Regions from separate parts of the Mus musculus genome. Here region 2 is linked to region 1. A link is a loop called in an ENCODE intact Hi-C map of the cell type or tissue named here. Cell type or tissue: heart. All regions are shown on one strand. Links, peaks and the distances in the headings refer to the core of each region. The heading gives the core; the rest is flanking DNA.

Region 1 (16,752 bases), core at 4,323-12,322:
TGGTAGAGTGTTTGTTTGACACGCACAAAGTTCTAGGTTGAATCTTATGCCCTGCATAAAACTAGGCACAGTAGTCCATGCTGTAATTCCATCAGTTGCGAGCTAAGGCAGGAGCATCAGGAGTTCCAGGTCAGTCTCAACTACATAGCTAATTTGGGGTCAACTTGAACTACATAAAGTCCAGTTTCAAATTCAACATAAAAATAAACGTGTACACTTAGAAATAAAAATGTGTATGTTTCGTCAAATTGCAAATAAATGCTTCCTTGCCCTTGAGGATCTGCTGTCCCACCCCCTAGATGTATCTGTTGTCCATGGTTTCATAGGGATCTCTTCAGATCGCAGTGGTACACACACAGCCTATTTTCTGTGCTTCTGTATACTTGGGGCTACACATTGTCCTATACCATACTTGTCTTAGGGAGTGCTGCATTTGGAAGCTATTTTCATATATGCACGTATGCACCAATCAAGCCTACTGAATAGTGTAGCATCTGTTGATATTTCTGCTATAATCATATTTATATTTAGGCTCTCTCCCCACATGTATGGTTTCATTTCATATAAAAATAAACAGCTCCATGTAGTAGTTACTAAGAAATCAGGCATGAAAAGTCATATGACTCATTTTGGATGTTAATAAATGTAATGAAATAGCCCTACAGAATAATGTGAGATTGTATCCTCTGAGGGTATGAGAACTATTGTATATTTGAGAGCCTCTTTGGGGCTAGGTCAGATTGTACCCTAATTGTACCCTCTCTTACACCACAGGCTCAAGTTTAAGCAACGTGCCTAAGACATGTGGATGCATGCTCTTAATACAAAGATGATTGTTCTGCAGCTTTCCCAGACTCACGACACAGATACCATTGATATGCAAATAGCCTATTACAGCCCTGTCCAAAATAGAGCCACATAAACTCTCGTTCTAACTTTGCGGCTCTGACTGAGGGTCCAGCTATCCTTTTGTATTCCTGCTTAACCTTGAGGGAAGTCACTCCACTTCTGACAGCTCCTGTCACCATACTGACTTAAGCAGCTGGTGCGGATAATGGTGACAGAAGGTGGTGTCAGCCACGTGGGAGACTCAAAGTATTTGTGCCACAGGAAGGGCTGGAGAGTGGAAAATAGTAATTGGGTGTTTGAGAATTGATAGGGAACCACTAAGAACAAAATGCGATTGTCAGCATCTTTGGCTTCCTTGAAGATGCTCTGATGTAAGAGGGGTGTGGTTTGACTTTGAGACAGGTATCACCACTCCTTTGGCTCTTCTTCTTCTTCTTCTTTTTCTTTTTCTTCTTCTTCTTCTTCTTCTTCTTCTTCTTCTTCTTCTTCTTCTTCTTCTTCTTCTTCTTCTTCTTCTTCTTCTTCTTCTTCTTCTTCTTCTTCTTCTTCTCCTTCTCTTGTTTCATGGTTTGTAAACCTAAAACTCTGATCAAAGATGAAGCTTTATTCACTTCTGATGCTAAAATTTCTAATAAGCAACTTGAAAATTTAGGGTCAATTGTAGTTAAGAGAAATAAACACCATTTTAATGAGGATAATTTTGGTTCTGGTTCATATATGAGGCTTAGCTGACTCTGTATATATTCCTTAGTATAGATTTAAATTTCTTTCTCCCTGAGCTTAACCATATTTGACTTTAAAAAATTTAGAACAGCATTTTAAGAATTAGTCCTTTGATCTTAAACTTTGTGTACTTTTTATGCCTTTAAAATGAAAATAAAAATTATTTGTGGAATAATTAAGCTGTGTCCAGTGGAATAATTATGCCCCCTCCCAAGGGATGAAAAACAGGGCTGGGGGATTTGAAGCAGCCTTAAGAATATAATTCTGTGCTATAGGGCTACAAAAATCCTGCCTGATTTGTAAATTTGCGTTTCCATGGTAACATGAGAGTGTAGTTAAATAATCCTCACTTGTCTAGGACTGAATTCCAGCAACTCTTCCTAAACCTTCATCCTATTCTAATCCCACAGCTGTTGCCATGGAAATGATCAGATAAGATTCAGTCCTGGAGGCAGATGGGCCTGCAGTGGGAGCTAAGTCCTGGCCTATATATTGGTTCCGTTTGGTTTTTCTCCCAATCTTTGCTTTGCAGCAACCGGTCTCCACACACGAGAGGTTAATTTAACAGGAAGTCCTGACAACCAGGCTGTGTGCTTGAGCATCTGGTGCAAATGAGGAAAAGTCAGTTCCAAAACACTGCTGAGGAACGAAAACTCGGTGATGCCTCCAGTCTCCTTGTTTCTGGACACTTAGAGTAAAAACAACAGCAGAGGCCTCACCGAAATCCTACACACACAGATGGTCCCCAGGGCCAAGAAGAATGGGTTGCACCAGGCCACCCCACCCTGTACTTTGCCAGCAGAGGTGGCAGCATTCCTGGGCCTTTGCTAGGTGCCCCCAGGACTCTTGCCTGCTGCATCAGCAATGTCCTGACAGGGTTTTTCCATGCTTCAGTCAACATCCCTTTTCCAAGGGCATTCTTGTACATAGAAGCATAGGAAAATCTAAAGTTTAAAACATTGCTTCTAAACCAGATTCAGTCGAAGCTGGTCTGGGATTAGGCTGGTGAGAAGCCAGACTTCATCTCTCTCCTGGGAGCATGTGTGACATCATTGATCATGAAGTCTTTCTCCAGAAACTTCATTAGCCTGAAAGTCAGTTCGCCTTTCAGCGAGGCAGTGAGGCAGATTTCCTGCAAGGGGTGGCCCTGGTATGTCACAAGAACAAGAGAAACTTAACTGGGAAACACAGAGCTGGGAGAAGTGGAAGGAGATTGGAGGATCTCTAGATATGAGTTAGTATGAGCAGTTTCGCCAGAAGAGGCTGAGGTTGGGGTTTCCATGCCTTTCAGTTTCTCTATGGGTAACACCTTATCCTGCCTTTAATTTAATGATGGATGAAGGAGTCTCAGCCATCTTTTGTTGTTGTTGTTGCTCTTTCCCTGGACGGGATCAGTTTAGTTCTTATTAGCTATGCCCTTTTGGAAGCGTCATTCATATATCCTACATGCTGGCATCATCGTTTAGATGAAATAAGGCATTCAATAAATATCTGTTTAATTCTAGCACTGATGGAGGAGGGGTGTCCCAAGGCCCAACCCTATCTGAGGAGCTATTGGTTGCTGGGAAAACGGGAGCCTTTTCCTCAATGATCAGTCCATTGGTAAGTTGGATAACTATACTCCTGCAAACCACCATGACTAAGCTCAGCTGGTCTTTAAAAATTATATGGAAGTGGGAGGGGAACAGGGAAGAAGGAGGGATGCAGAAGGAGTAAGGAGTTAATAAAAGGACGATAGGGGGATAATATGACCAGAATATGTTCTATGTGTGTGTCGTATTAAATTGTCAACAGTAAGATTAAAAATAATCACCTGTTGAATTTATGAATGGATTATGTGATTTGAGACTGGATTTCAGAGTCCCATGAATATCAAGCAATCAAATCAGAATTGTCTTATTCTTGGGGTTTCTCTCACCATAGTTACAGTGACAACTTTTAGAACCTGTGTATAATGCTTTCTCTGGGAAAATTGTTATATTTTTGGTGGCAAATGTTATGATCTTCAATGACATGGTGCATAATTTCATTTTCTCAACTTTCATAAGTTTTCTGACACTAGAAACAGCTAAGTATTGCTGAGTTGAGCATTCACAATCCCTTGAGAGAATATAGTCCCAGATGGGACCTAGCCCTGTGCATCTTCAGTCAGATCAGCTGGGCTCCCAATATTCATGGGTCCTCTTCACAACATCTCTGAGATTCACCCTCTCCCAAGTGACCATCATCTTTCCCTTAAGCCAGATGCCTGTGAATTGGTGTCCCTGGCTTCTTTTTAGCCTGGTCCAGTGCTTGAAGCAGTACAATACTTTAAAAATCTCTATCTGATCCTGTCACTCTCTTTTACAACTTTCCAATGACTCGCTTCTATCCCTGGAATAAAGTCCAAATCCTTTTCCAGGTCTCTACAATCAGCAGACAGCAGTACATCCCAGAGTTCCTCTGTATTCTTCATGCCCTTGACATCATGCCTTGGTCCCCAGAGTGCACACATGATTAGAGGGCTTCAGCCTCTTCTTGCTCTAGGCTGATGCTATGCACTCTCTAGCTCTGAGCTCTGAGCTGCAATGTTGTTTCCCAGTATAAGCCTTCCCTGTGTTCCACACTCGCTGTAATTCCCTATTGTAAGCTCTGCTTGCACAGTGCCCGCACATTTAGAGGGATTCATCACAGTTGTTGCCACACAGAACACACAGAATGCTTCCATTAGTCTCATCTGGAATGTACATTCTCCAGGAAAAATATGGAACTTCTCTTATGCAAAGTATAGATCAGTGAAAATAATGTCAATGAAAATACTGTCTTTGAAAGTAAGTGGTCATTGCAAGGATCACTGATGGTCAAGGTCATATGTGGAAGAAGAAGCACTTTCAGGTTCCGTTCAAATATTAAGTACTTACGTGTGCCATAAATATGTATCAAAGTATTACTGGAATCACACTACACACATTTTCTAAGTTATATAAGATCAAGTATATGTATGTGCCTAACCCTCCTCCAAAGTAGGTCTCACATGCCAAGTTTTATACTTTAAGAATGCTTCATTCATAAGATTTAACTATTCTGTCTCTTCAGTCTGGTAGGGTTCTACAGGTATCTTTCTGCAGTGAAACAGTAATGACAGCTATTTGTCTTGGGTCATGGATTCTTCTCAGGCCAATTACTTTCCCCTTGCTCAGTTGAACCAAAGATGTTTGGCCTCAGAATCAATGGGGGAGGGGAGCTGTGGAGAGTATAGCAGGTACACAGAGTGAGTTGCAGTACAGAGTCAACAAGGGCTCAGCCAGTCCCTATGGAACTCTAGAGCTGGGTGGACCTCCAGGGTTTTTGTGCATTGAAGGGATGGGGCTAGCCACTGAATACCTGCATTAGCTAGGGTTATTACATGAAAGCTCTCCCAGGAATAGGTATGCTTTTGGGTGAGGCAGTTTTTCTAATGTGAAGGCAGTTCAGGGAACACATTCAGTGTGAATAATGAACAGGAAACACACAGCTAAAGGTTGAATGTCTCTGACTTGGGCAGAGCACTACAGTACCCACCACAAGGAAAGTGAACTTAGTATTTCCTGTATTCCTTCTTTCTTGTCTTCTCCTGTCCTTTTCTCTTTAGTTGAAGAAATTTTCTATTAATAGTATTATTATTATTATTATTATTATTATTATTATTTATATAGCAATGATTTTGCCCACCTCCTACCTGGCCCTCTTTAGTTCAACTCTATTAACATAAAGCAGTGGGTTGTGGGGAAGACGAGAAGATGCCAGGTGTGTTTTGTTTCACAGACCTCTATCATTTTCATTCCCATCAGGTTCTGATGAGTTGGTAAATGCAAGAAGAGATGGTCTTCCCCTCCAAGGATTAAGTGCATCTCCTGAGGATAAGAACAGAAACACTCATTCTCATTTTGAGATGGAGAGGAATAATAAGTGTTGGTGAGTGTGAGGCAGGATCCCAAAAGCTTTTGATCCCTTTTGGCCATTCTTTTGGAATAAACCATTTATTGCAGGTTGAATATGGAAAATGGCTTGCAGAGGGATTTCCAGACCTTCCTAAAGTTTCAAAGATTCTATCTCAGGCCAGACAGAGCAGCTGGAGCTAAGGTTGGGTAGAGTCAGGAGATATCTAACAAGCAAGTCTGCTCCCCATGTCTCCCTCAAGAGCCCAGGTGCTCCCTGAATTAGATTTAGGCTAACTAAGTGCCAGTACTTTCGGTCATGGTAGTTTCTCCAAATTTGTGCACCTCTCACATGCACTAGACAGACGCAGTTATTTATGTATACATACCTTGTTGCATACTTTCTTGCTGTGTAGTCTCACACTGCTCTCTATTTTCCTGGGGCTCTGTGCCCCCTTCCCATCCCTCCTCCTTTCTCTGCCCTTCTAGTGTAGCAGCATGGTGCTATCCCAGGGGGAATGTCCCTCGATATGAAGGGAAAGTGGTGCAAGCATGCTTTTCCCACTTGCCTCTGCCTCTTCAAACACAATCCCTAACCAAGGCCCAGAGCAATTTGTTGTCCAAGCTCTTGTTTTGTGCACATGCTACCTTAGTTCAGAGCTCTTACATTTCCCCCAAAGAAACTGTTAAAACCATGTCACATTTCTGGAACGCCTTTCCCTTTGGAACCAGTGTGACTAAAGTCTCTCTCTCTCTCTCTCTCTCTCTCTCTCTCTCTCTCTCTCTCTGACTAACATTGCTATTTTGGTATCTGGACAGAATCTAGAATCACATAAAAAATTAGGCAAACTTTCTGGAAATAAGTCAGTTGATGGATATTTATTATTTATTTATTTATTTATTTATTTATTTATTTATTTATTTATGATTCATGATGCACAGTCTCCTGTCATTCAGAAAGAAAATCTAGTCATTTACTTGTGTCCCAAATGTCTCCATTAAAACCTGACAGCAGAGAACCCACAGTGGGTTCAATCACCACTCCACACTACGACACTGAATACCTGCCTGCCAAGTGAACATCAGCTCTGTGCTTCCTGCCCAAGGCATGGAGATAGAAGACGAGCTGGATCTCCAGGCTGCTCCGTCGGCATAGAACCCAATGGGAGGACATGAGTGTAGCTAGAGGAACCACCTTCTCAAGGACCTTACTACCTAGACCCTGGATGCTCAAAGCTTAATCCTGGCCCTGGCTGTCTGGAACCGTGACACCCCTGAAATGTGGTTAGTTCAGTAGAAGAACATTTATGGCTATTTAATTTCAATTAAAAATTATTATAATCTAGTTCTTGGAAAACTTTCACATTGGCTTGGATAAATAGAGGTAGAGGCTTCCTTTAAAATTATGTATTCATTAATGGCTTGTGTGTTTGTGTGTGTGTGTGAGAGAGAGAGAGAGACAGAGAGACAGAGAGACAGAGGCAGAGACAGAGACAGAGATCAGTATTGTGAGCCACTGAGTAACTATAAATGTCGTATCAGAGCACAACTTGAGCACTGAACTCGGGTTCTTAGGCTTGCAAACCAAGAGCTTTTACCTGATGATCCATCTCCTGGCTTGGATCTCCTTTCTGAACTTTAAAGATTACAAATCTCATGAAATTATGAAGTACAAGCTTTTAGTGCCATATTTGTCATGTGATATATGCGTTTTGAAATATATACAATGCTTCTAAGAATAATTATGAAAAGAATAGAAGATATCCTGATCATCTATGCAGTCATTCCATATTGAAAACAACAAAAATATACTTTGGATAGATGAGGGCCAATATGATAGTTAAGGTTAATCACTTGGAGCTTTTACAGTGTTTAATGTGGTTGCCAGAAACTCATAAATGATGTTCGCAGCATGTTATCTTAAACAGAGGTTCTCTGGAGGAAATAAGTGGTAAGGAAATAACAAATTGTTTTTTTTTTTTTTTTAAGATTTATGTTTTTATGTATGACTCTTCTAGCTGCATGTACATCTGCATGCCAGCAGAGGGCATCAGATCCCATTACAGATGGTTGTGAACCACCGTGTGGTTGTTCAGAACTGAACCCAGGACCTCTGAAAGAGGGATCAGTGCTCTAAACCGCTCAGCCATCTCTCATCCCCAAAATGTGCATTTTATGTGGTAAACACGACACTGAGAAATAAGGGACAAAAAGCTGGGCATCTCTTTTGAAGGGGATGCAGAAGTTCAGAGGCCTAAGAAAGCAGAAAAGAGGCAAGGTGGGTTCAGTTAGAGAACTAGACACCTGCAAACACCCAGAGGTAGAAACAAGCCTTGCTTATGAAGAATGTGAGTAAATTTCAAAGTTAGAAACTACAATTGAGGATAAAGATCAGGTCAGAAACCAAAGCAGCTTCTCTCCCGAAAGAAGAGACTCAGAGCTTACTTCGAGGTGGTGGGAAGTCTCTGTGACTCTTAATGAAAAGGACAACATGTCCAGAGCTCCTCTGCTTCTTGGTAGGGTGGGTGGATTTCTGATGATCGAAGGAGTTGATGCTAGAGTCTCATGCATGCCCACCACATGCCCTCTCACGGCTGTGCTCCTACCAGTGTGTGAAAGTGTGTGTGTGTGTGTGTGTGTTTAAAAGATATATTTAATTTCATGTGTACCCATGGAGGTCAGAAAGGGGCACCAGGTTCCCTGCAACCACACTTAGAATAATGTCACATATTCACACTTAGCCATAGTGTCGCCATTATTTACCCTACCCCACCTCAGGCCGTTTTAAAACATTCATTTTTTTTTAAGGGATTTTTCTAAGTTTCACAGGCTGGTCTCAAATTCACTTTGTAACCCTTACAGGTCTTGAACTTGCAAAGTTGCACTGGGGACCCCTCCACACAAGCAGAATGACAAGGCAGAAGAATTCAGAGACCCAGTGTTTGCCCTGCAGAGACGGATGCTCCACAGAGCAGAACAGAAAAGAAGGCAGCAACCAGTTCCAGGCTGAACAGTATGCAAATACAATCAATCATAAACAAGCATTTTTAGGAAACGAAGACATTTTATATGAATGTTGAGGTTATTTCTTGTTCTGTTACAAGGTACAGACTAAACCTGTGCAAACAAAAGCAAATATTTGCGAAAGCAAAGCTTATAACCTCAGTATGTATGAGCCTGTGACAAACTCAACAATTAATTGTGACCCCTTAGTATGAAAAAATGCAATTATTGGAAGAGAGAAGGCTGGCTGAGTTGTGAGGAAGGACTTTCCAGGTAATGTCTACACTGGTGTCCCTCTGATCCTGTGTGGTCAGGTCTCTTGTTCACATCATTGGCCTTCGGATTCTCTGAAGAAAACACCTCTGAATACAAATATTCCAATTTTGCCCCAGGACTCTCATTCTGTTCTGGCTTCATTATTGTTTCTAACCTCATTTCACTCCTAATTCACATTTCCTTTCCTACCAGGAGGTCAGAGCTCTTTATATATATATGGACATGTAAATTGTTGTATTTCTTGGTTTTCCATTAAGCACCCACCACTTGGGATTTCTGTACCATTCTGTGTCTCCTGAGGAGAGTTGAATGGATCAGAATTTTAAATGTATAAGTGCCCCAGGCTTCTTAGGAGAATTATATTCTGGAAGTAAAAAAAAAAAAATACAAACATAGATTTATAAATATAACAGGAAATGTCTTGGGCTTAATCAATGTGATAAAAACTAAGCCATTAGGGGTGGTGGCGTGGATTGCCAGAGTCAGAAGTCGGTAGGAAGGTGGGATCTCTGGTCCTAGTGTGCATGCATCCTCTGTGCCCAATGGACCATCACTCCATTGCCTTGAGCTTGCACTTCTTCGTGTGTGAAATTAAAATAATAATATCTGCACTCCACCCATGAGGTTGTTGTGAGGGTAGATAAAACATTATCTGTAAAACCAATGGCAAAGTAAACACGCTCTTCTCCCCACCGAGAGACATGGCCAGTCTCTGAGGACCATGATCATGGTGACGAGGGTTGGTGACCCTGCTGTTTCAAAGGCCACAATGCTCAACATATGGGCCATTTCAGGCTCTCAGTCATACCGTTGAATGGAGTCATGAGAGTGATTTTGCTTGTTTTCTTCAGAAATCCTTCTCACTCCCATCTACCATTTCTTTTTTATGTTTTTTTTTTTTTCAAGTGATGGTAGCACTCATTTTTCTTTACACAATGATGTGTTTGTTACTGGGGCCTAATGTTCTCAACAAACAATAGAAAACCAAAATATGTCATGTCGTAAAGAATTGTGTACAAAAAAAAGCCTTACATACATTAAAAAGATGAATAAATTCATAGGTGTAAATGCAAATATTCCCAGCTCAGGCAAATCAAAAGCCACCATGGAAAAGAGAAAAACCAGCAGAATGAAACTCGATCCTAAGGCTTGGACTTTCTCACCCTGTTAAATAGCATGATGGATGAGGCAACTGGTTCAGGAATCTCACAGCCTCCAGAAATTCTGGGTTGGTAGACTGTAAGTTAATAATTTGGACAGAACGTTTTGTGTCACTCACATGAAGCCATCAGGCTGAGATTTCTCTTCCATAGTGTGTTCTACACAGCCACCAAGTGGTTGAGCCACATGGACTAAGGACTAAATCAGAACATGTCACCAGGGAACAGTTAGCTTTAATACATGATCAAAAATCAGCAACACGTTCGGCAATCCAGTGCTGATATCAGGCACAAGCTTCAAGGACAAAGTTCTTCTCAAAGGCTTATTTCATTTTTGTGAGGCTAGAATGAGGTGTGTGCTTGAGCCAGGACAAATTGATACTTCAGAATCAGCTCACACAGCAGAGGCCTAGATCTGTTCCTCTTTGTTCCATTTGCAGTGAACAATGGAGGGACCCAACACTTCGTACTCCTGCTTCCTGATCCACATCTGTAAAATGGTGGACAGTGAGGCCAATATGGAGCCATTAATCCAGTCTTAGTACCTATGCTCTGAGAGATTATGCTCAGGGGATTAATGATCTTGACCTTCACTGTCCTGGAAGACAGTGTATTGAACTTCTGAATCTTGTCAGCAATGACAAGCTACAAGGGGATAAAGTTGAAGGTGGTCTCATGGAAGACACAGGACTGCATGCCCAGGAAAAAATGCTGGAAGACCACTTCTGGACACCAAATCTCTCATTGATGATACCAATCTCCTGCACATCAGGTGATTGGTAGTTCTTCTTCAAGGAGCAGCATGATGAAGTAGTGGCCATTTCTTGCTCAAAATCCAGGGATGACACAACCTGTCATTAATGTCATACACAATCTCCTATTCAGCCATGAGTTGAAGCAATGGCCCTCACTAGTCAAACTCTTTATGAGGTAGTCTGATAGGTATCAGCTAGTCAAGTCCACACACACACACACACAAATGACATGAAGAAGGGAGTAGTCCTCATAGATAGTCGTTTTATGTGTGACCAGCCACCGGGAGCCATGACAATGCCAATGGTGTGCCCAGACAGCACCATCTTAATGGCTACACCCATGGTTCGGGTGTTGAAGATTTCAAACATTATCTGTGTCATCTTCTGTCTTAGGATTGGGAGTGATACCCCAGTCAGAAGCACTGGATTTTCCTCCTGGCCACATGCAGCTCATTGTAGAAGGTATGATGGTAGACCCTTCCAATTGGTGACAATGCAGTATTCAATAGGGTACATCAGGATCAAGATACTTCTCTTGATCTTGTCCTCATATCTGACATAGGAGTCCTTCTGTCTACTGGCTACCATGACACCCTAGTGTCATGGGTACTAGTCAATGAAGGAAAACATGGCTCTGCAGGCATGTTTTTCAGCAAAATCAGCTTTGCACATGGCAGAGTCATTGTCACTGATGACCACAGTGACTTCTTCCATTGAAATCAGCATAGGACCAGGCAATGGAGCAGCAAAAGGACATGCAGTGAAGATAGTTGGCAGTGAATAAGTCACTTTTTTGTTCTTTAAAGATATATTTATTTATTTTATAAATATGTATGTGCCTGGTACAACCACTCTGGAAATCAATTTGGCAGTGCCTCAGAAAATTGGACATAGTACTACCAGAAGATCCAGCAATATCACTCCTGGGCATATACCCAGAAGATGATCCAACTGTTAAGAAGGACACATGCTCCACTATGTTCATAGCAGTCTTATTTATAATAGCCAGAAGCTGGAAAGAACCCAGATGTCCCTCAACAGAGGAATGGATACAGAAAATATGGTACATTTACACAATGGAGTACTATGCAGCTATTAAAACCAATTAATTTATGAAATTCTTAGACAAATGGGATGGATCTAGAGGATATCATCCTAAGTGAGGTAACCCAATCACAAAAGAACACACATGATATGCACTCACTGATAAGTGGATACCCAAGATACAATTTGCAAAACACATGAAACTCAAGAAGAAGGAAGTCCAAACTGTGGATACTTCGATCCTTCTTAGAAGGGGGAACAAAATACCCATGTAAGGAGTTACAGAGATAAAGTTTGGAGCAGAGACTGAAGGCATGACCATCCAGAGACTGCCCCACCTGGGGATCCATCCTATAAACAATCACCAAACTCAGACACTATTGCAGATGCCAACAAGAGCTTGCTGAAAGGAGCCTGATGTAGCTGTCTCCTGAGAGGCTCTGCCAGTGCCTGGCAAATACACAGTTATCCACTGGACAGAGCACAGGGTCCCCAGTGAAGGTGCTAGAGAAAGAACCCAAGGAGCTGAAGGGGTTTGCAGCCCCAAAGGAGAAACAACAATATGAACTAACCAGTACCCCCAGAACTCCCTGAGACTAAACCACCAATCAAAGAAATCACATGGTGGGACTCAGGGCTCCAGCTGCATAAGTAGCAGAAGATGGCCTAGTCATTCACCAATGGGAGGGGAGGCCCTTGGTCCTGTGAAAGTTCTATGCCCTAATATAGGGGAATGCCAGGGCCAGGAAGCAAAAGTGGGTGGGTTGGTGAGCAGGGGGACGGGGGAGGGGATAGGAAATATTCGGAGGGGAAACTAGGAAAGGGGATAACATTTGAAATGTAATAAAAGAAAATAATAAAAAAGAACAAAAAGTTAAAAAATATATTTATTTATTTTATTAATATGTGTGTGCCTGAGTATGTATATTTATATGTGTGTGTGTGTGTGTGTGTGCATGAGTGTGTGTGTGTGTGTGTGTGTGTGTGTGTGTGTGTGTATGTATGCATACTTGCCCTATATATGTAAGTGCCCTGAGTCTAGAAGAGAGCATTAGATCCTCTGAAACTCTAGTTATCACGCAGTTACATGATGTGGGTCCTGGAACTGAACCTGGGTCCACTATAAGAGCAGTAGATGCTCTTAACTGCTGAGCTGTCTCTGCAGCCCTCACCATTTCTTTCTTCATCCACCTTGATCCCCAAAGCACCTAAGCTTAGGATTGAGGAGTGGCTTCCTAGCATAATTTTCCATCACACTGTTCATTTTCAACCCTCCATTTGGCTCTAACACTGCCATTTGATTCTCTATATTAATCTCTCTGCCTGATCTGTAGCTTGGTTTCTTTTTCTTCCTGTTTGAGCTTGAAGAGAGTCATGGTCTCCTTCTGTCATAGACCCACAAATGACCTTGAAATGTTCAGCTCTCACCTAAACATCCATTGTTTCTGTCTGCTCCCCACACCACATTAGACATCAGCAAGTTATTTCTCCCATTATCAGTGAATGAGATCTCCTTCCCCTCCCTGTCCCTTGTCCCTTTCCCTCTCCCCCTCCCCCTCCCCCTTCCTCTCTTTCTTTCTCTTTCATTTTTTCACACAGCTCAGCCTCTGCACCTCGATAATCTTCCTCATCTTGAGGTTTCCCTTTTGCTTAAATTCATTATTCTGACAGTGTCTGTGCTCTTTTTCTAATCACTGTTGGCCGCACAGCTCCGATTTAAGAAGAGGGTCCACACTGATTGTTTCTGTCTGAGTTAGGGCCATGACTGCTGCCATCACGTTTTATAGGAACAGAAAATTTGGTCTCTAAGAAAGTGTACGCATACAATGCATCTTGCAAAGGGCAAACGTGCTAAGACAAGGCACCATTTAAGAACACAATTGGTGCTTTGGTAGGTGTTGTATGCAGCCCATTCTCTGGAGTTAATTAGCTCTTTATCTTCCTGGACTGACTATATTTCAGGTTCACCCAGTCTATATTTTTCTCAACCTTTGTTCCAGTTGTTCATTGCTTTGCTCTGTGTTATTTCATTGCTCCTGGCCAGTAATGTCAAGTCACAGAGTAAACTAGAAGAAAAAAACGATGGTGATTAGGATGGTTGCTATGGTAGCTTCCACTATTTTTGGAGCCTTCGAAGTATACAGTAGACCCTTTTCTAGTTTCTTTATATGTATTAATATGGAAGCTTCCCAGAAAAACCCAATGATAGGAGCATAGCTGGTATTCCAATATTACACTATAACAGAAGTACTGTGTTTAAATAGCTTATCCAAGTTGTACTGCTAAAGGGAAGTTGGATGTGAAAGAGGGGCACAAAGTTCCAAAAGAATTCACAGGTTTACGTGCATGAGATTGCTCTTGTCATATCAGAGGTCACAGCTCATACTGCAGCCTGTATCGGTGAGAGCAGATCCTAGCAAGAGTGACTGTGTCGAGTCTGGAGAGCAGCTGAAGAGATGGGAGAAAGTATAAAAGTCAAAAGGAACCAACTTTGTAGAGGAGAGAAAATATAACTGACGGTCAGCCAGGTGGGAACAACTGTTCTATACCTTGTCCCAAGAGGTAAAAGACTGGTCAGGATTGTCATAATTGTCATAATTTCCAATTGTGGTTTTATGACCTGTTATTTCTTCCTGTTTTCACAGAGCTCTCAGACTGGCAAGTGGCGACTGCAAGGCAAAGGAACAGACGCTCACAGTGAACTATGGAAGTGCATGTTGGTGCTAAATCATCCTAAACATTGTTCACAGCCTTGAGAGTCACAGAGTGAATGAGGGCTTCGGCAAGAGGGCTTGTTGTTACTTTTCTGCCATTTCAAATACTTAAAAGCCTGTCAGTAATAGGTTTCGAAAAGTGCGTATAAATAGTGGCCATTCTTAAATTGTCCCCCAATGTGGTTGTTCCAATAAAAAGGAGCACCATAGGCTTATAGGGAGTAGCTGTATTAGAAGGTGTGGCCTTGTTAGAGCAAGTCTGTTACTAGAGGTTGCCTTTGAATCCAAACCCAGGGTTTCTCTTTCTGCTGCCTGATGATTCATATGCAGAGCTCGAGGCTCCTTCTCTAGCATCACATCTGCCTGCATGCTGTTATGTTTTCCGCCATGGTGACTATGGACTAAACCTCTGAACTGCCTAAGTCAGCATTAGTTAACTGTCTTCTATAAGAATGCCCATGGCCATGGTGTCTCCTCCCAGCAATAAAATCCTAATTAAGACCCAACAAAGGTCCAGATGGTGAGTCCTACTCATCTCCAAACACCAGTTCATCTAATTCCTCTTAGGAAAGTCTGCTGTGCCCATGCTGAGTAGGGCACACCTTTCCCTGACCTCTGTGGCACTCTGTGCTTCCCTATGATAAGGGTGCCTGTTTATCCTGATTGGAGAATCAGAAGCAAATAGCAATAGCCAGACACTAGATTTTGCCACTTGCCCTGGCTCCTCACTTCATTTGGTATTGACAGCTTTGCATGCTGAACCTTGACTCTGAGCCTGGCCACACATGAAACTTACTTTGGCCAATTCATTAAGCTAAAATATCATTAACAAACTTTATTTAAAGTCATGGGAATTGCAGTTGGGAAACATGGGCTCGGGTATGGCTGGATGAGTGGTCCAACAATGTTTAAAGGCTGCAGGGCCATTGAAGGGACAAAGATAAAAGAAGTCCCACAAGTTACATAGAAGAGGTGGCTAGTGCAGAAAAGCTATTCTCATGCTAGGCCATATATCATTATCGATCCTGGGTTATACATGACTGATTGACAGGGAGAGCTGTAGGTAAAGAATGTATTTGTGACAGTTACAGCTGTCATTAAAAATATTGGTGGCCTTCCCATACTTAGTCCAATCCAAACACTCCATCCCTGGGTACAGGTCAAAGGTTTATTTCTTCAGGTAGCAATGTGATAATTCCTTATGTCCTGATTCCCTCCAGGACTCTTATATTTTAAAATGCTCTATAACTGTTGTTTTTCATTACAGTTTCATTTTGGATTTCACAAAAAATGAAAATGAAAGCAACAAGAAATGGCTCTAAACCCAGACCTTAAGGGGCCTTGCATGGTTTAGTCACCCTCTCACTCTCATGCTATCTCTGTAAGAAGAGCAGACCCAGGCTAGCCCAATGATCCTAGAAGTAGTTTTCTAATTAGAAGGAGAAAAGCTGCCCTGCCCTGCCCTGCCCTGCCCCGCCTTGCTGCGGATGCATATGCAGTCACAGTTCATAGTTGTGTTAGCTCTTTTTGCTTTCAAGCTGTTAGCTCCACAAGAATAATCAGTTAACATAATCCAAAGCAGACAAAGAAGGCTTCTTGGAGATCCTGTTATGAGCAGCTGAAGTTTAGCATTCATAACAGTCTCAATGACTGCCCTACAGTTCCCTACTTTTCAGAAGTAACCGTGTCTCAACTGTTTTACCTCAATGGACCACATAGAGCAGTAAGTACAGCCTATGGGGGAAAGATGGTGTGTAGCACGTTAGCCTTGTTATGAGAGGCAGACACAGCGATCACTATCCAGACTTGAAAAATAGGCAAAACTATTCAGATACATATAGCCCAAGAATCAAAGTCAGCAGTCATCCTCAAACTCATGCTTGTTATGATGCATTTAACTATAGCCAACTTATGGAATCAGCTTAGGAGCCCACTAACTAATGAATGAATATATGATATGATATGATATGATATGATATATATATATATATATATATATATATATATAGTTTTGTTTATTCAGAAGAATAATACCATTTGTCACTTGAAAGAATATGGATGGAGCCAGAGATCATTATGTTCAACTGTTTGTCTGTGGAATCAAGGGAAGAAAGGACAGGAAAGCAGAAGAGGGGTAACAAGACATGGGAGGTAAAGGGGGGAGAGGCAACGAGGGGTCATAGAGAGAGTGAATATGATCCAATTACTTTATAAGTATGCTTGCAAGTGACGAAAAACAGCCTCTTATTTTGCATGATTCATCTATGCTAATAAGAAGCTGACGGAAACTAGCAGAACTTGAAGCTAGGTACAGGTTGTTTCAGCATCACCA
Region 2 (16,752 bases), core at 3,707-11,706, 76 kb after region 1:
AAACATCCTAAGGCTCACCAAGAGAGACGAGGCAGAGATACCCTTAGGAACCATTTTGGAGCACTGTTCTATGGGGTCATTCTATTCCAGATTCCAGTGTAGATATAAAAGTTTAAATTTTCCAAGAATTGATAATTGATAATGAAATTAAAATGCATTCCCAAAATACAAAAACTGATGGAAAAATCTGAATAAACCCTCTAGCTTCACTTTCTTTTAACTTGCTTAAACATCATCAACTTGGGAGGCCAATGAGCTGAGAAATGTATTAATGTCCCACTGCCTTGGCTGTGCCTGTACATCGGGCCTGTCAGATGTGTGCATCTGAGTTGCCTCCAATATATTTCAAGGGCTTGGCATCTCCTTTTGTTGAAAAACACTGACTTGCCACTGCAACCTGTACAAGTATACAGTTATTGCCTTTTGAGAACAGCAGACTTAAAAAGTCCTCTCTCATCTTACAGTAATTCCACCATCCTCTGAACATATGTGCTATAAAGAACAATAGTGTCTGGTTACAGCCAGTACAGACCATAAAGCACTCTGCTTCTAATCACCTTTTGCCAAGTCAGGAACATCTTGCCACTTTACCTCATAAATTTCTTCAAGCCTATCTATCCATGGGGGCAAATTTAATATTTGCATCTCCTATCTTTTCATACTTGGTCACCTCATTCATAAACTCTTTTTTCCCCTGCAAAATGCTTCAGTATAGGAATGCTATATGGTGAGCAGAATGAACCTAGCTCAGTGATTAGGATAATGTGGGAAGCAGGTTTTCAAAGTCTCCATAAGAAAACAACAAGGTAGAATCTGATCTGGATCCAAACTTGGGTTCCACATTTCATGTTTTGTTCTGTTTTGTTTGGGCATGATGACTTGTTTTAACTCTAAACTTGACACAGCCTAGATTCACCAAAAAGAGTCTCAGTTAGCAATTGGGTTGGCCTGTGGCATACTGGGGAAAGGGTATCTTAATCAATGTGGGAAGATCTAGTCCACTGTTGGTGGCACCATTCCCTAGGAAGGGGGCCCTGAAATATTTCATAGTGGGCACAACCAATCAAGCAGGCAAGTGAATGTAATGCATTAATTTCTTCCTGTTCTTCACTATGGATGTGGTGTGAAAAGTTGTGTTAAGTGCCTTGATTACCCACAATGACGGACTGTAACATGGAATTGTGAACTAAGTTAACCTTTGCCAGAGTGTTTTATTATAGAAACAGAAGTGACACTGGATCACAGAGTGTCATGTAGCCCAGCTTGGCTTTTAACCTTGCTATGTAATCAAGAATGACTTTCAACTCCTGGTCCCCCTGCCTCCATTTCCCAGGAGCTAGGATTACAGGGGCTATAACCATACCTACCTAGTCCATGAACTTTTCCTTTAATTGTAGGAATGAAAATTGAACCTTGGGCTTCATGCATATTAAGTTGCATTTTTCTTGACTGTGTGGTTTTGTGCAAGTTAGTTGCTATCTTTGAGCCTTGCAACTTACGTGGCTGGTGTGAAAGTTGTATTAACGAGCACCTGTATAGTGTCTGGAGACATGTCAGTAGCTGTTAGTCACCTTGGTTCTCTTTTGCCTGGACCTCTTCTAATGCTCTCAGCTGCTCTGACTGCCCAGCTCTGATTACAGCAACCAGGTGAGCATGGGCTTGAATTTTATTCAGGTGCCTGCCTTCCTCCTTCTACTTCTCCTTCCTCCTTCCTACTTCTCCCCAACTTCTGCCATCTTATCAGCTCCTATAATAGACACATCTTGCTATCCATCAGTATGAAACCCTAATGTGTGGGAGAATTACCACCACTGAGTCAATCTGTAACCAATGCATGGCAAAACTCCAGATAAGTTTGTTTGCTCTTCCTGTCTTCCGCTGTCCTGAGATACAGTAACATAGCTGCTTGGAGCCCCTGCGCTTCAAACCTATGTCCCTGAGCCCCTCAGAATTCAGTACACAGTGGAGATTGTTGGTTAATTATGCTTAATATACTATCCTATCAGTGACTATATCCTATCAGTGACTATAGTGACTTCTATATCTTACTCTTGAGGCTTCTCTATACCTACTGACAATACATAAGCTCTTTTTCACACTGTTCTAGGAAACCCAGATATAAAAATGATTTAAATGACAAATTTAATGTTTTTAACAATTAAAATATAAAGCTTTAGTAGGCCATTGCTTTGTGAACATGGAGTTATAAAAATCTGTATCAAAATTGTAAGTCTATTCCATTAAAACTACACTATAAAGTTATCTCTGTTAATGCTTATAGAAATGGCTGGGAAGCCAGTATCCTTTGCTTATTCCAGACCTGTTCTTCTTTACCTAAGAAAAAAGAGATTATTAACATTGAAAAGGGGAGCAACTTTTTTTTCATCAATTATCATGGCTTGTTCTTATCACCTCTCCCTTCTCCCTTCCATTTGTTTTTTTCAGGTGTCTGCTTTCTGCAGATGATAGTGATGATGATGATGAGGAGGAGGAGGACGACGACGACGACGATGACAACAATGGCCACAGCAAGTATGCCAAGTGTGAGACACCTTCTTATATCCTTACCTGGCTACTTCATGTAACCCTCATTGCACCACAGTGAAGTTTGTACTGTAACGTATCTCTATATTATAGATAAGAAACAGAAGACATGTGACCTACCTACATAGATACTTTGTCTTTCTGAGCTCTCCTATGCAGGCAATGTGGCTTCAAAGTCTGGGTGCTTCCCCTCCATATTACCCGTCTCAAACCCCACCCTCCATTCTTGCTACTCAAACAATACTTCTACTGGCAAGAACATGTTACCTGTTACTAAAGCAGCCTCCCCACGCCCCCAGCCACTAGCTACTGCCTGCCCCTCTATCTCTTCTTTGGGGTCAAAACATCTCCACTTTTTCTCTCATATTCTCCATGGTTTCCTTTTTTGACTATCGTGCACTATCACCCCATGTTCCATGTGTACCATTGTGAGACCATTCCTCAAAGAACTCGTAAGCCATATTTAAGTAAATATAGACAGAGTTTATGCTAGACTTCCTCTATGTTGACTGGATGAGAAGTGTCACCTAAGATGTGTCTAGTCCCTGTTGAAAGTTGAATTGCATCACTCTCCCACCTACACCGAAATCCTAATTCCCAGTAGCTCAGAATGGGAGCTCGCTTGTAAACAAGGGCATAGCAAATGCATTTTGTTAGGATAAAGTCCTTAGGGATGGTCTCTAGCCCAAAGTGAGTAGTGTTCTCATAAAAGGGAGGAAATTGGGAAATGACTTGATAGTGAGGGCAGACACCATGGAAACAGGTCTCCTAGCCAGTGAACATTAGATAATTCCTGCACTACATGAGAAGCTAAGGAAGAGACTCCTAGCATTCAGAACTAACCATCTCCACTGGAGTCTTAACCTCAGGCCCTTTGCCTCCACAACCGTGATGCAGTAAACTACTGTCCAAATGACTCAGTTTGTCAAGTTTTCTCATATTAGCCCTAGCAAATGAAAATGCCACTCGAGATGTTTTCTAGAAGGGAGCAAAAATATATCTCTGTGGGTAATGTGTTTGCTGTGAGCTCAGATCTCCAACACTCACATACAAACCTGGACATGGTAGCATGTGCCTGTAACCCTAGCACAGGGCGTGGTGTGGGAATGTGGAGAAAGGCAGGTCCTGGAGTCAGTGCTCACACTATCTAACTGATCAGTGAGTAGGGTTTGATGAAAGATTGTCACAAAAATAAGGTGGACACTGGTAGAGAAAGATACATGACATTAACCTCTGGAATCTGTATGAGTATGCATGGGCACTGGAACACACATATATGTATATGGAAAGATATATCACATACAAAAATCACATTAGTCAATGCATAAATAAATAAAATATGTTTTATACTAATTGCATCTTTGTTATTGTATACTGTGTTATTTTTATGCTCAATAGTGTAATTTTTTTATTTTTTTATCTTTTTTCCTTTTTGTTAATTAGGTATTTTCTTCATTTACATTTCCAGTGCTATCCCAAAAGTCCCCCATGCCCTCTCTCCCAATCCCCCCCCCACCCACACTCCCACTTCTTGGCCCTGGTGTTCCACTGTACTTAGACATATAAAGTTTTCACGACCAATGGGCCTCTCTTTACACTGATGCTGACTAGGCCATCTTCTGATACATATGTAGCTAGAGACAGATCTCTGGGGGGTACTGGTTAGTTCATAATGTTGTTCCACCTATAGGGTTGCATTTCCCTTTAGCTCCTTGGGTACTTTCTCTAGCTCTTCTATTGGGGGCCCTGTGATCCATCCAATAGCTGACTGTGAGCAACCACTTCTGTGTTTGCTAGGCCAAATCAATCACATTTTTTTTTGCTTACTTCACAAAATACTTCACAAATCTTTACACCCGTATTTAATTTTGGTTCCAAGTCTTGCTCATCGAAATCATCTAGAATCTTGATTCTGTCAAATATTGCATTTCCATCCCTGTGACAGTTTCCCTGTTCTTCGAACTAAACATTTAGTGCTTCCGGGGTAGAGGCTACATTCTCTGGCTCCTGGGAATCAGAAAGTGAATGAATTAATGGTGCTTAGGTGCCGTGACCACCCAGAGAGATATGGAGTCTGAATGAATAGTGATAGCTTGATTACTGATATCACTAACATGCTGTGTGAATGGCAGATCACCCACAGGCAAACCAAAGTCAGTAAGATGGAAAATCATTTCTCTTCCCGTTAAAATGACTCACTGGTAATGTGATAAAAGATTCATATCTCCACTACAGTTTTAGAAAATCCATCAGCAGTTTCTGAAAAATAATCAATGAATCAATGATTTAATTCATGTTTCCACAGATCTGCCTCTCCCTCTATCTCTATTGCCTATCTGTGTACACACCCATTTAGCTACTTCTTGGTCTACCTTGGTCTGCCTACCTATCTATCCAGGTAACCAGCTAACTCAGAGAACAACTGGCTAAAAGTCAGAAAAACTCTGGGTGGGATTTTGCCTTTTTTGTGTGTTTGTTGATCCAGTGACTGGCCCAAAGCTCTCTGTTTTAGGATGACAATTTTCATATGTCATCAACATTTTTAATATGAATAAACATCATCCCTTGATACTACAACATGAAAGACAAAGCTTGAACTTCATTTTCTTCTCTCCTTCCTGTGGCCCAGTGGCCATGGAGACCTGCCGGCATGCCATCTCACATATTACTTATCATTATCCCTTGACTGACCTCATTGTCTTTCTAGACACTGGGAAACGAAGGGTCTGAGGTGACCAAGCTCTGAGGAATCCTTCCAGCCAGACATCTATTGATCCTTTACTCAAGGTGAGGCTGTTTGGTGTTGGAATTTTTATGTAGATCTTTGCCTTTAAGATAGTGATTCTCTTTTTAAGAGCTGTTATAGGCAAGAGTTGATAGAGGCAGGAATAGAACATGTTTGGTAATTTTATTTCTTCTTCAAAACCCTTTCTTAATGTTTGTAAGTGAAAGGTGTGAGGGGTGTCACTTTCTGGAGTATGGATTTTGTTGAATAGCCAGAGTAACTTGGGAAGAAATTTCTATCAAATCTGTGTGAAGCCTTGTGCAAATAGAGATTCAGCATGGATGCAGCATTCATACTCATCTATAAATAACTCATGGCTATTGTTTCTACAGATGTCCGAAACAATGCATGTCAGGAAAAGGCATTTGAAAAATCAGGAGCTTCCCCTAAACCCAAGACTACATTCTGTGACCCATCGAGTCAGTTCCAGGCATTCCTGGAGGCCACCAAAGACAGCCACAGCCCTGGCGGAATGAGGAAATAAACATTTGTTACAGAGAAGCCCAGGGGCTGGGAATGAGCAGCAAGCTAGGAGAGTCCATGAGCATAGAAATTAGTGTTGGAAAAGTATAATCTTGAACTTTTGTCTGATCACTAAAATGTATCCCCTGGATTGCTTTTGAGGGAATCACTATGGATGGATTCACGGGACATATGCTATATGTAGTCTCACTGGAACTTCAGGGAAGTCCTAACTTGAGTTTCATTGCATAGGTCTACTAGATGCGTTTTAAGGGACAGAGTGAACCAACATTGGTTAAATATTTACCACTTTCCAAACACTAAGAAAAAAATGATTAAATCTCAAAAGAATCCATTGAAATACTAGCTCATTTGAGATATGAGAAAAATGACCCCTGCAGAGGGGTACATATCTAACTCACCCAGTACAGAAAAGGCATCGATGAATTATATTCTCCTAGCACTTTTGGTCTACCATGTAGAAAGTAATACCATGTAATGTCACTGGAATTCTATATTTAAAAATGTAAGTAAACATTAGCCATAAAGTACTGGATAGCCAGGCTATAATCCACAGACCCCAAAGGAGCTAAGTAACAAGGAAGGCCCAAGAAAGGATGCTTGAATTCACTTAGAAGAAGAAATAAAATAGGCATTGGGAGTGGATGAAAGAGGGAATTGGGGTAGTGGAATAAACAGGAATGGGGGGGGGCAATCAGGTGTGGGGAGAGTAGGGTGGGGGGAGGGTTGGGAGAGAAAACAGAAATTGGTAGAGGGGGCATCTCTGAGACAAGCCGGAGACCTTGGAAGGGGGAGACTCCTCAGAGTTTGTGGAGGTGACCCTAGCTGAGGCTCCTAGCAGCTGGGGATATGGAGCCTGAAGTGACAAACTCCTGCAGTCAGGCAGGACTTCCAATGTAGGGAGGGGGAGACCAACCTACCACAAAACCTTTGACTTGACAGCCTATAAGATGTGTGGGGATAAAGATGAAGCAGAGATTGGAAGAATGACTAATGACTAGTCCAACTTGAGACCCACCCCATGGGAGGGAGCCAACTCCTGACACTATTATTAACACTATGTTATGCTTGCAGACAGGAGCCTAGCATAACTATCTCCTGAGAGGCTTCATCCAGTAGCGGATGGAAACAGAGGCAGAGATCCACAGCCAAACATCAGGCGGAGCTTTCGGAATCCTGTGGATGAGTGGGGAATAGGATTATGTGAGCTGCGCTGTTCAAGAATACCACAAGAAGACCTACAGAGTCAACTAACCTGGGCCCATGAGAGCTCACAGAGATTGAATCACCAACCAGAGTATGCAAGGGATAGACTTAGGCTCCCTACACATTTGTAGCAAATATGCATCTTGGTTTTCATGTGGATCCCCTAACACTTAGAGCAGGGCTGTCTTTGACTCTGTTGCCTGTCTTTGGATCTCTTTCTCCTATCTGGGTTGCCTTGTGTGGCCTCAGTGGGAGAGGATGTACTTAGTCCTGCTGCCTCTTGATGTATCAGGGTCAGTTGGTACCCAGGGGTCCACATCCTCTCAGAGGAGAAGGGGAGGTGGCAGGGGGAGGGGGATGTGAGGATGGAACTGGGAGGAAAGGAGGCAGTGGGTAGTGATCAGGATGTAAAGTGAATAAAAATAAATAAAAAGGTTACCTATAAAATGCTACCAATAATAACAAAATATTAATACATCTATAAACATCATTGCTGTAGAAAAAAATCTCTACAAATCTCTGGAGTACTGGACTCTTTGTTCAGTAATCAAGTTTATATCCTATTTCAATTCAGTAAGCTCTTCTGCAGCACTTGCTCCAGAAAAAAGATCAGCATATGTTTGTCCAGAAAAAGCCACAGCTCCATAGACTTGCTTTAGTAGTCAATGGGCCTTTCAGGATTACAGAGAAAGTGGTGTGTGTGTGTGTGTGTGTGTGTGTGTGTGTGTGTGTGTGTGTGTAGCTTTTATTTCATCTGCAGAAATTTCCTAATCCTCTCAAATTTAGAGTCTGGGCTTGGCAATGTATCTTGAAGTCCCAGCACATAGGCTGAAGAAGGAGGACTGCCGTGAGTGTGAGGCCAGTTTTCATAATAAGTTCCAAGCAAATCTGAGCTCCAGAATCAGGGTCTGTATAGACAAAACACAACACAAAAATAAGTAAATGGAATTTGAGGGATAATGTAATAGATTTGCTGAACTATTACTGTGAGTCTCCAGTTACTTCAGACAACTTAAGGATGGACCATATGAGCAAGCAAGGAGGCAGTTGCTTAAAATGATATAATGAATCCTTAAGAGGCAATCAGGAGAAATCCACTGTACAGAGTGAGGGGACAGTCTCCACACACTTAGTATGATGTGCCTCATCCCCACCTCCTTCCACCAGTCCTGAGTGCCCATTGGGAAAGACCCCAGCTCCCAGGACACATCCAGAACACAGGGTCAACTCAGCATCCTGAACTGCAAGGATTGAACACACGTACTACCACACTCAGGCAGTACTGCTTTGAAAGGCACTAAATCCATATGTAACAATCTGGAAGCAGGCATCCTCTGCTGCTCAGCAATGCTTCATTTCCATATGGCTTTTGCCTGTAAGCACAAGCCATATGTGAAATGGCTTGTATCAGAAGTCCTGGGCATACAAAGGAAGATATGAGCTGATGGAAATGCTCAGACCCTGGAGTAGAACTGAAAATTGTTATAACTTTATATTATTTAATCTATTTACTCATTATTGTTTGTTGCTTATTTGTATTGAGACAAGTTCTCTCTATGTAGCCTAGGCTGTCCTCAAATCCATGACTTACCTGCCTCAACATCCAGAGTTGGAAGGACTGAGCATATGCACTGCCACATTCAGCTAGTACTGCTTTGAAAGGGACTAAACCAATGTGTAATCATCTCGAAGCGTGTATCTTCTGCTGCTCAGCAGTGCTTCATTTCCATAGTAATGTTTTTTTGACTGTAAACATGAGTAGCCAGGCAGCAGAATTCCATTATCATATTGCATATTGTATGGAGTGACAGAAATAAAGCAAAAGCATTATATAATATAATATATATATAATATATAATATATATATATATATATATATATATATATATATATATATATATCAATGGAAGGCAGAGTTTTATTTAAAAGGTTGCACAGGATCAAAAGTGAAGAGCAGCTGAAATGAATGAAATAGGGTTATGACATAGTTTGTGTCCATTGCTGTGACAAACACTGTAAATAAAAGCTGCTGAGGAGAAAACAACGTCACAGTCTGTCATCAAGGGAAACCAGGGTGGGAGCTCAAGTATGACCCTGGGGTCAGTCACTGAATCAGAAACCATGGAGGAATCCTATGCCCTGCTTTGCTCTCTGACTTGCTCAGCTGTCTTCCTTATACAGCTCAGGCTTAGATGCTTTGGATTGGCACTATCCACAGTGAGCAGGGCCCTCTTACAACAATCATGATTTAACAAGTGCCCCACAGACATGCACATAGACTTATCTGATGACAGCAATTTCTCAATTCAGTTTCCCCTCCCCTGGTGACTCAAGTTTATGTTCAGTTGACAGAAAAATAACCAGAATAGACTATATATTCAAACATGTAAAATCTCAATGCAAGTGCTTAACCACTTTTTTTTTAAAAATAAAAATGAAGAGCTAAGGAGATGATCCAGTTAGTTAAGTGCCTACACTTAAGGCACAAGAAACTAAATTCATAACCCCAGAACCAATGTTAAAAAGTCAGGCACAGTGACTCATATCTGTAGTAACCCCAGAGTTCTGAGGCACAGACAGGAGGACCCCTAAGGCTCGTCAGCCAGTTCTTCCCAAATGAATGGACTTCAGATTCACTGGAGGGCTCTGTGTCCAGGCGGGAAGGTTGGTCTCCAAGCCCATATGCATGCATGTGCACACACATCCATGATAACAAGTACATACAACATGCAACATACACACAGACACAACATACAACATGCAACATACAACATACATACAGACACAACATGCAACATACATACAGACACAATTTAAAAATAAAAGTAAAAAGAAATCAGGGCCAGTGGGGTGACTTAGCAGGAAAGGTCACTTGCCTCTTAGTCTGACTCCATTCAATTTCATGGATCCACATGCTAGAAGAAGAGCACAGACTCCCAGAAGTTGTTTTCTCACCTCCACGTGCACACTGTGGCATGAACACGACACACACTAGTAGAAGCAATACAATTATAAAAACACATTTTAAAAATTACAAAAAACAGATCGCAAAAAAGTCTTACAGAATTTTATATCCTTAGTCTGAAGTTTAAATTAATACATGTAAACTGTTATACATGGTTTACATACACACACACATATATTTACCATAGGTTTTGCTAATACATGCTAGCATGTACATTTTTACCATACATAGATATGCAAATATAGGTGTGTGTTTACCACTCTAGAGGTGGTCAGACCTGGGAGAATGAGGCAGACTAAAGTCTCATTGAATAGCCAGCTTAAGTCAAGGCATCAGACAATTTATACTCTGAGGGTCAAAATGAGTCACAGGAGTAACATGTACAGTCACAACACGTGGCAGAAACATGTTTTTTCACAGAGTCAAACAAATATCAATAGCTAGATGGAATGTATAATGCGAAGTAAACTCATCCATATCTGTTACATGTGGGAGGAGCATGAAAGTCACAATCCAAAAACAGTTCCATGGTTTTGAAGGAACTGAGGTCACAGAGCTCTTGTCTTGTTGTCTTGGAGATTTCTCATAAGCACTTAGAATTCTCACAGGACTTCATTCTTGAAGTGCATTCCAGCACATATGTATTTGCATATATACATATGCATATATGGAAAAATATAAAAGTCTACGTGGAAATGGTACCCACAGCACCAAGGTTATGGTTTGGGGATTAGGAGTGGAGGAGAATAGGAAGGGACCTTAGATCTATTTCAAATAGCTCTTTAGCTTTATCTAAAATGTTTTACTTGTAAACATCCTCTCCCATGATTAGTCCCTTTATTGGCTATCAAATGTAAAATAGTCATCCTTTAGCCATGTATGGAATGGACAAATAACAGAAAAAGATGGAGAAGTTTATATGTATTGGTTTCTGCATAGATAAAACGCACGCCCATGTATATGTATTAACAATGATCAGTGAAGAAGAGGCTATTGATTTGAGAGTGTAGGGGTGTGCATGAAAGGAGTTGACAGGAGAAGACCTGGGGGAAGCTGGAAGGAGGATGGGGTAATGTGATGTAATTATATTTTAATTAAAATCTATAAAAGTTTAAAAATGCAAAAATATGTGAAGCCAATTTCAAAAAAGCAATGTTTCACAAAGGAGGGTGGTAAATACCAGGCTTTCGTAGTTATTGTTATTATTATTCATTCTTATCTTTGTACCCATGATGCTTTATAGTAAAACTAAAATGTAAAAATTATGTAGTCTTTTTTATTTATTTTTTGTTCTTTAAAATTTTTTAACATATCTTTTGACAAAGTTTTAACCCTAGCACATGCAATTAGTAATGACAGTCTACACCTCGGGGCTTTGTGTAGGTCAGGAGCTAATCAATCCTCCAAGGAGCTCTGCTTCTTAGGTAGAAAATTTCTAAAATACCCTGTGCTCTTAAAGACAGACTTTTCTCCAAAATAAAATGAGGAACTAAGTAAGATTAACTCTGGGTGCTGGAGCACTACTCCGTTGATGTTAGTTGTCTGTCCCCACAGAAGCCACTCCCCGCCTTGGCTCCTTGTTACAGCATCTGTCAGTTACCTGAAAGTTTCACGGGTCAGGAATGTGAGTGTGAAGCATCTGGGTCAGGTCTTCCAGGATGATGGATGCCTTAAAATATGACTGAGAAAGGTCTTTTCCACACTCACAGGGCTATTGGCAGAATTTGCTTCCTTGTGGGCTTTTGGAATGAGAGCCTCAGATCTCCACTGGCTATTGACTGGAGTCACACTCAGCTCCGTGCCACATATGCCCTTCCAATTTCATTATGCTGATCAAACCAAGAAGGCAAGAGAGTGAGGGCCAAAAATAGAGACAAGGGTTTAGAAAGATAGAAGTCACAGTCTTTCAAAGTCACAGTCTTTTTTTTTAATTAGGTATTTTCTTCATTTACATTTCCAATGCTATCCCAAAAGTCCCCCATGCCCCCCCCCACTACCCCCACCCCCAATTCTACTTCTTGGCCCTGGCGTTCCCCTGTACTGGGACATATAAAGTTTGCAAGACCAATGGGCCTCTGTTTCCAATGATGGCCGACTAGGCCATCTTCTGATACATATGCAGCTAGAGTCAAGAGCTCCAGGGTACTGGTTAGTTCATATTGTTGTTCCACCTATAGGATTGCAGATCTCTTTAGCTCCTTGGGTACTTTCTCTAGCTCCTCCATTGAGGGCCCTGTGTTCCATCCAATAGCTGACTGTGAGCATCCACTTCTGTGTTCGCTAGGCCCAAGAATAGCCTCACAAGAGACAGCTATATCAGGGTCCTTTCAGAGCTGAGATGAAAGGATGGACCATCTAGAGACTGCCATACCCAGGGGTCCATCCCATAATCAGCCTCCAAATGCTGATACCATTGCATACACTAGCAAAATTTCACTCAAAGTTACAGTCTTAACATGGTGTGGTGGTGCACACTTAAAATCTCAACACTTGAAAAGCCAAGGCAGGAGAATTACAAATTTGAAGTAGCTTAGGCTACATAGTGAGTTTCAGTGTAGCCTGGGCTACATAGTGAATCCTTGTCTCATTAAAAAAAATAATAAGTCAATCATAGTTTTTAAAACCTAGATTCAGAAGTGACAACCCCTCTGAATATCATATTTCCTTTACGAGTGAGTTACTTTGTCTACCCCTCACACCTGGTGAGGCCACTATAAGGGACATGAATGTCAGAAGACATAGTTCTCTGAGGGCCATCTTCCAAGATTACAGATCAGGACACTCCCATGTGCTGCTCTTAGTTCAGCTCCTTGGTTATCATAGATTTGTCATCTATTCATATCCTGTATAAACACCACTGTGACTTCCTGTTCTACTATCTACATGCTAAGGATCTCTAAGTGTGTTTATTTGTGCCTCTTCTTCCCCTGGAGAATTTCTGGAACAGCAAGATGCACACTACAATTTTGCTAGAGTATCCATCGGGCATGACGTAGCTGATGGGCATCAAGAAGCTGAGGCACAAGATTAAGCCCATGCCAAGTCTTTGGCTCTGGGGGCTTGCGTGTGGCATATCTTTAGGCCTGAAGGAAAGTTTTACTCTCCACAGATGGACAGTGAGCCACAATTAAGATACTGTGAGCAAACCACAATCCCCCTTTATTACATAAGAAAACAAAACAATTACAGAATCTCCCTTGACCAGCATAGGAAAGCCAAAGACAGGCTTTATCTCTTTGTACTTCACCTTCAGACCAGAGAGATACATCTTCCCCTTCTCCTAGTTCTAACTACCATGGCACCACGAGGCCAGGCATGCACAGCTCTGCTAAAATGTCCGCTCTAGCCACACTTTTACCAGTTCCCAGTACATCTCACAATAAATTCAAAATCATACCAAGCATGCTGCCATTTAGACCTTGAATATTCTCCAAATGTTCAAGGGCTGAAGAATTGCTCTTCAATCTGTGGTGCCACTGGGAATTGGTGGAATGTTTTAGGAGTAGAGCTTTGTGGAAGACAGACTCTCCTGAGGATACTGAGACTCTGGGCCCTCTTCCTTTTCCTTGCCTTTCTTTCTGGTCATGATGTGAGCAACCATCTCCCTAGGTGCTCTGTCCATACTGGGTCAAGTCATGTCATAGGTCCGAGGCAAAAGGGCCATTAAACTAGGCACAAAACAACAACAACAACAACAACAACAACAACAACAACAACAACAACAACAAGAGCAACAACAAAAAATGTGTTGTGGATTTGGTTTATTGCTCATCTTATGCTATTTGGAAATTGCACGAGAATCCTGCACATGAGACGCCAAGGGTCCCTGCCCCCAGCTAGTTCTGGTTGGTAAATAAAGATGCCAGGCAGCTAATGGTTGGACAGAGAGACAATGGTGGTTCTGGAACCATGGGACAGAGGAAGAAAGGAATCGCCATTGCCAGGAAAGGAAAAGGATCAAGATTGAGAGCTGCAGGTGAGAGAGTGTGTCCAATCATGTAACTGGAGCCCTCGCCCCACACTGAGTCTAGGGTGGCAAAGATGAAATATAGATTTCAGTAAGTAATAACTCAGGAGTATCGGAGGGGAGGTGTTAACAACATGGAAGTTTAGGAGTGTCCCAGCCATTGAGCTGATTAAGGCTTATTAATAAAAGGGCTGTGGGGGGGGGCTGTTGAGAAGAGGGGATAAGAGCATATTAACCAACCACAGCTATACAACAACAACAACCTGGAGTTGATATAAGCTTTTCTTTATAAAATCAACTATTTTGTGTACTTACTGTAGAAACAAAAGTGAACTAATCCAGAGAATCATCAGTAGGGTTCTATGTCAACAACTCAACAAAACTAAAGCCCTTTTCTTTTTTGCATTCTGTGACATCCCTTCTCAAACCCTCTGGCACTTACAGACTTTTGATGAGCAAGTATTTCATGGCTTTCATTGCTGTCTCTTTGTGTTGTCCTGCTCACCTGGCCCCACCTTGGTTTCTCTCTCCTCTCACACTGTTCTATGCAGTCATTCTCGTAGCTCCTGGGAGAACCCGTGAGCAGTGGCCATGCTCTTGCTGCATTAGAACTATGTGCTTCCCTGCTTATATGCCTTTCAGGATGTGTCTGTGATAGTCTTTTCATCTGACCATCTCCTCTCATCTTCTTCCTCCTCATCTTTCTCTTCTTCTTTAAATTCAATAAGGCACCAGGTTCGGTGACACTTGGGTAGCAAAATATTAGTGTTATCATAGGGACTTATGAGATTGTATCAAAAATATATTTTGGTTGGAGCATTCCTAATCCAAAAATCGAGGGTGTCCTAACATTCATACTTTGGGGTTACAGATGTGCTGATTAAAACAGTTTTAGATTTAGAACACTTAGATTTTGGATTTTCTGGTTAGGATGCTCAACAAGCAAAGTCTACACAATTATAAAAATTAAAAAGCTCTGAGATCTGAAAGGCTGTTGGGCCCACATATTGTGGGGAAGAGACAGACAACCCGTGTTTGAAAGCTTTCGTCTGCCACAGTGGCTTTTCCCATAATGCCCCAGGGCCTGTGTCATTGACTAGTGGTCCCTGAGCAGTCACACATACTAACCACCTTAAAAACATAATAGGTATTTTTATTCCTGCTTACAAATAAAGAATCCCTGACTGGAAAAGGTTAAGTATCTTGCTTAAGGTCACGTTGTTAGAAAGTAGCTGAAGAAAAAGTATATCTCATCCCCAAAGCACCGCAATCCACCTCCACAACCATTGGGCAACACTGACTCATCCAACATTCTACCACCCTGCCATCATCTCTGCTCCTGCTTTCTCTGATTGAGACATAAGGTTGATTTAATCAGTGTTTATCTAATGTAACTATACTGGACCCAACTAAGGAGATTACTTTCCTACTGCCTTTTTTGGGAGCCATGGTAAATAAGTTGGTCTTCTTTATGTGTTCTGGTTTAAAATGCATTTGTCTTATTTTTCTCTAAATAACAGGATAATCATCTTTCCCCTCAATGCATACAGGCACAGTACAAACTGTGAAAACAGCTGCATATTTAGGTAGATGATTCATTGCTGAAATGGAGCCATACTGTGCTTCCAGCCCTCCAGATTCATCTCGGAGGTGTCCATCAACCAGGCTTGAGGTGTGTTATTAACAACTAGAAAGAGTTAACCACCCTTGCACAATGGGCAGTCATTTACAAGGAGCCTCTCAACTATTTCCTGAGTTAAGGCTGTTCATGGACTGGGCCTCACTGTCCCCTTAAATACCACTCTCTGGCTCTTTGGGGAAAGAGAATGATGGATATTTCTAATTACATCCAGCCGTGTTCTCCTCTGCTTGGTTCCCTACAGGTTATACTATTTGCCAATATCTATTTAACTGTAGCAGTAACAGGAAAAACTCCCAAGTCTAATCAACTAGAAATGCCTTGGCTCTTTCCCACTTTAGGGGAATCATATCTTTGCAGTTCAGGTCATCTTTATAGATGAGAGAGGAGAGAGGCTGGGCGAAAATTGGTATTAAAAATAGAGCCAAGTTCCAGACACTCATTCTCTAGAGTTCATGGAAGACTCTGGCCTTTTATTATTAATGTTTAGTACTGATACCACGCCCCTAGATCCAGAACACACCAAAGATCCATGACAGTGGCCTGTCACAGTGGCCTGCATGACTCTGCAGTGGTCGAGGGGGCACCTGTTAAAAGGTTTAGTTGCCCTCCTCCTTGGTCTTCACAGGACTCATGGCAGCAGAAAGTTTCAAGGTAAACAGGGGACGTGTCAGTTCTGACTAACCGGATCCCTGAGCGTTTCTCCCACTGCCATTTTCCAGTGCCCAAGGCTGCCTCTGACCTGAAAAATGCCTCCTTCAAAGTTCACAATTTAGGGCCAGAGATTACCAAAACCAGCTAACTCACTGGGCTATGCTACCAATATGAGCACTCTATCTGGTCAGAAAAATCCAACTTTTGTGAATAAGAGTCTTGCTTTCGAATCTAATGCAAAGACAGACTAAAAACAGAATTACAGATTATATATATGATGAAAGATCTTTAGAAAATCTTTTTAGGTTTAGAAATTTAGGTTTGAATTGATCACAGATGATGCTAGGACAGGCAAGAAAAGGGAAGGGAACATGGGTGGTTCACTTTCCATGCTAAACACTTGACTAGATTCTGAGTTTAAATTTCTCGTTTAATTTGTATTAGCATGCTTTGACTATATATGACAACATCAACCTTCATGCAGTTGAGAAAGGTGAGTTTGATGAGCT

The links. Hi-C counts contacts between places; a loop is a spot of excess contacts. Peaks named below come from ENCODE experiments on the same cell type or tissue, not always from the same donor. Only the 100,000 strongest peaks of a DNase experiment are listed, where the experiment ranks them.
Region 2: it touches region 1 in a loop (2.3-fold over the local background); 2 of 42 quality-filtered maps call a loop at or near these places.

What each region holds. Positions count from the first base shown.
Region 1 is chr7:74,694,477-74,711,228 of GRCm38, reverse strand. It overlaps the pseudogene Gm7726. Among named protein-coding and RNA genes, the nearest start is that of Gm30459, 63 kb to the left of the region's middle. In heart, for the core only: a CTCF peak has its summit at 7,504 (motif pointing right); no DNase peak of the experiment used is centred there.
Region 2 is chr7:74,618,314-74,635,065 of GRCm38, reverse strand. It overlaps Gm39037 (a long non-coding RNA gene), which reads right to left and starts at 8,816. Exons shown (of 2, transcript XR_001778346.1): 1 at 8,610-8,816; 2 at 7,552-7,926. In heart, for the core only: no CTCF peak of the experiment used is centred there; no DNase peak of the experiment used is centred there.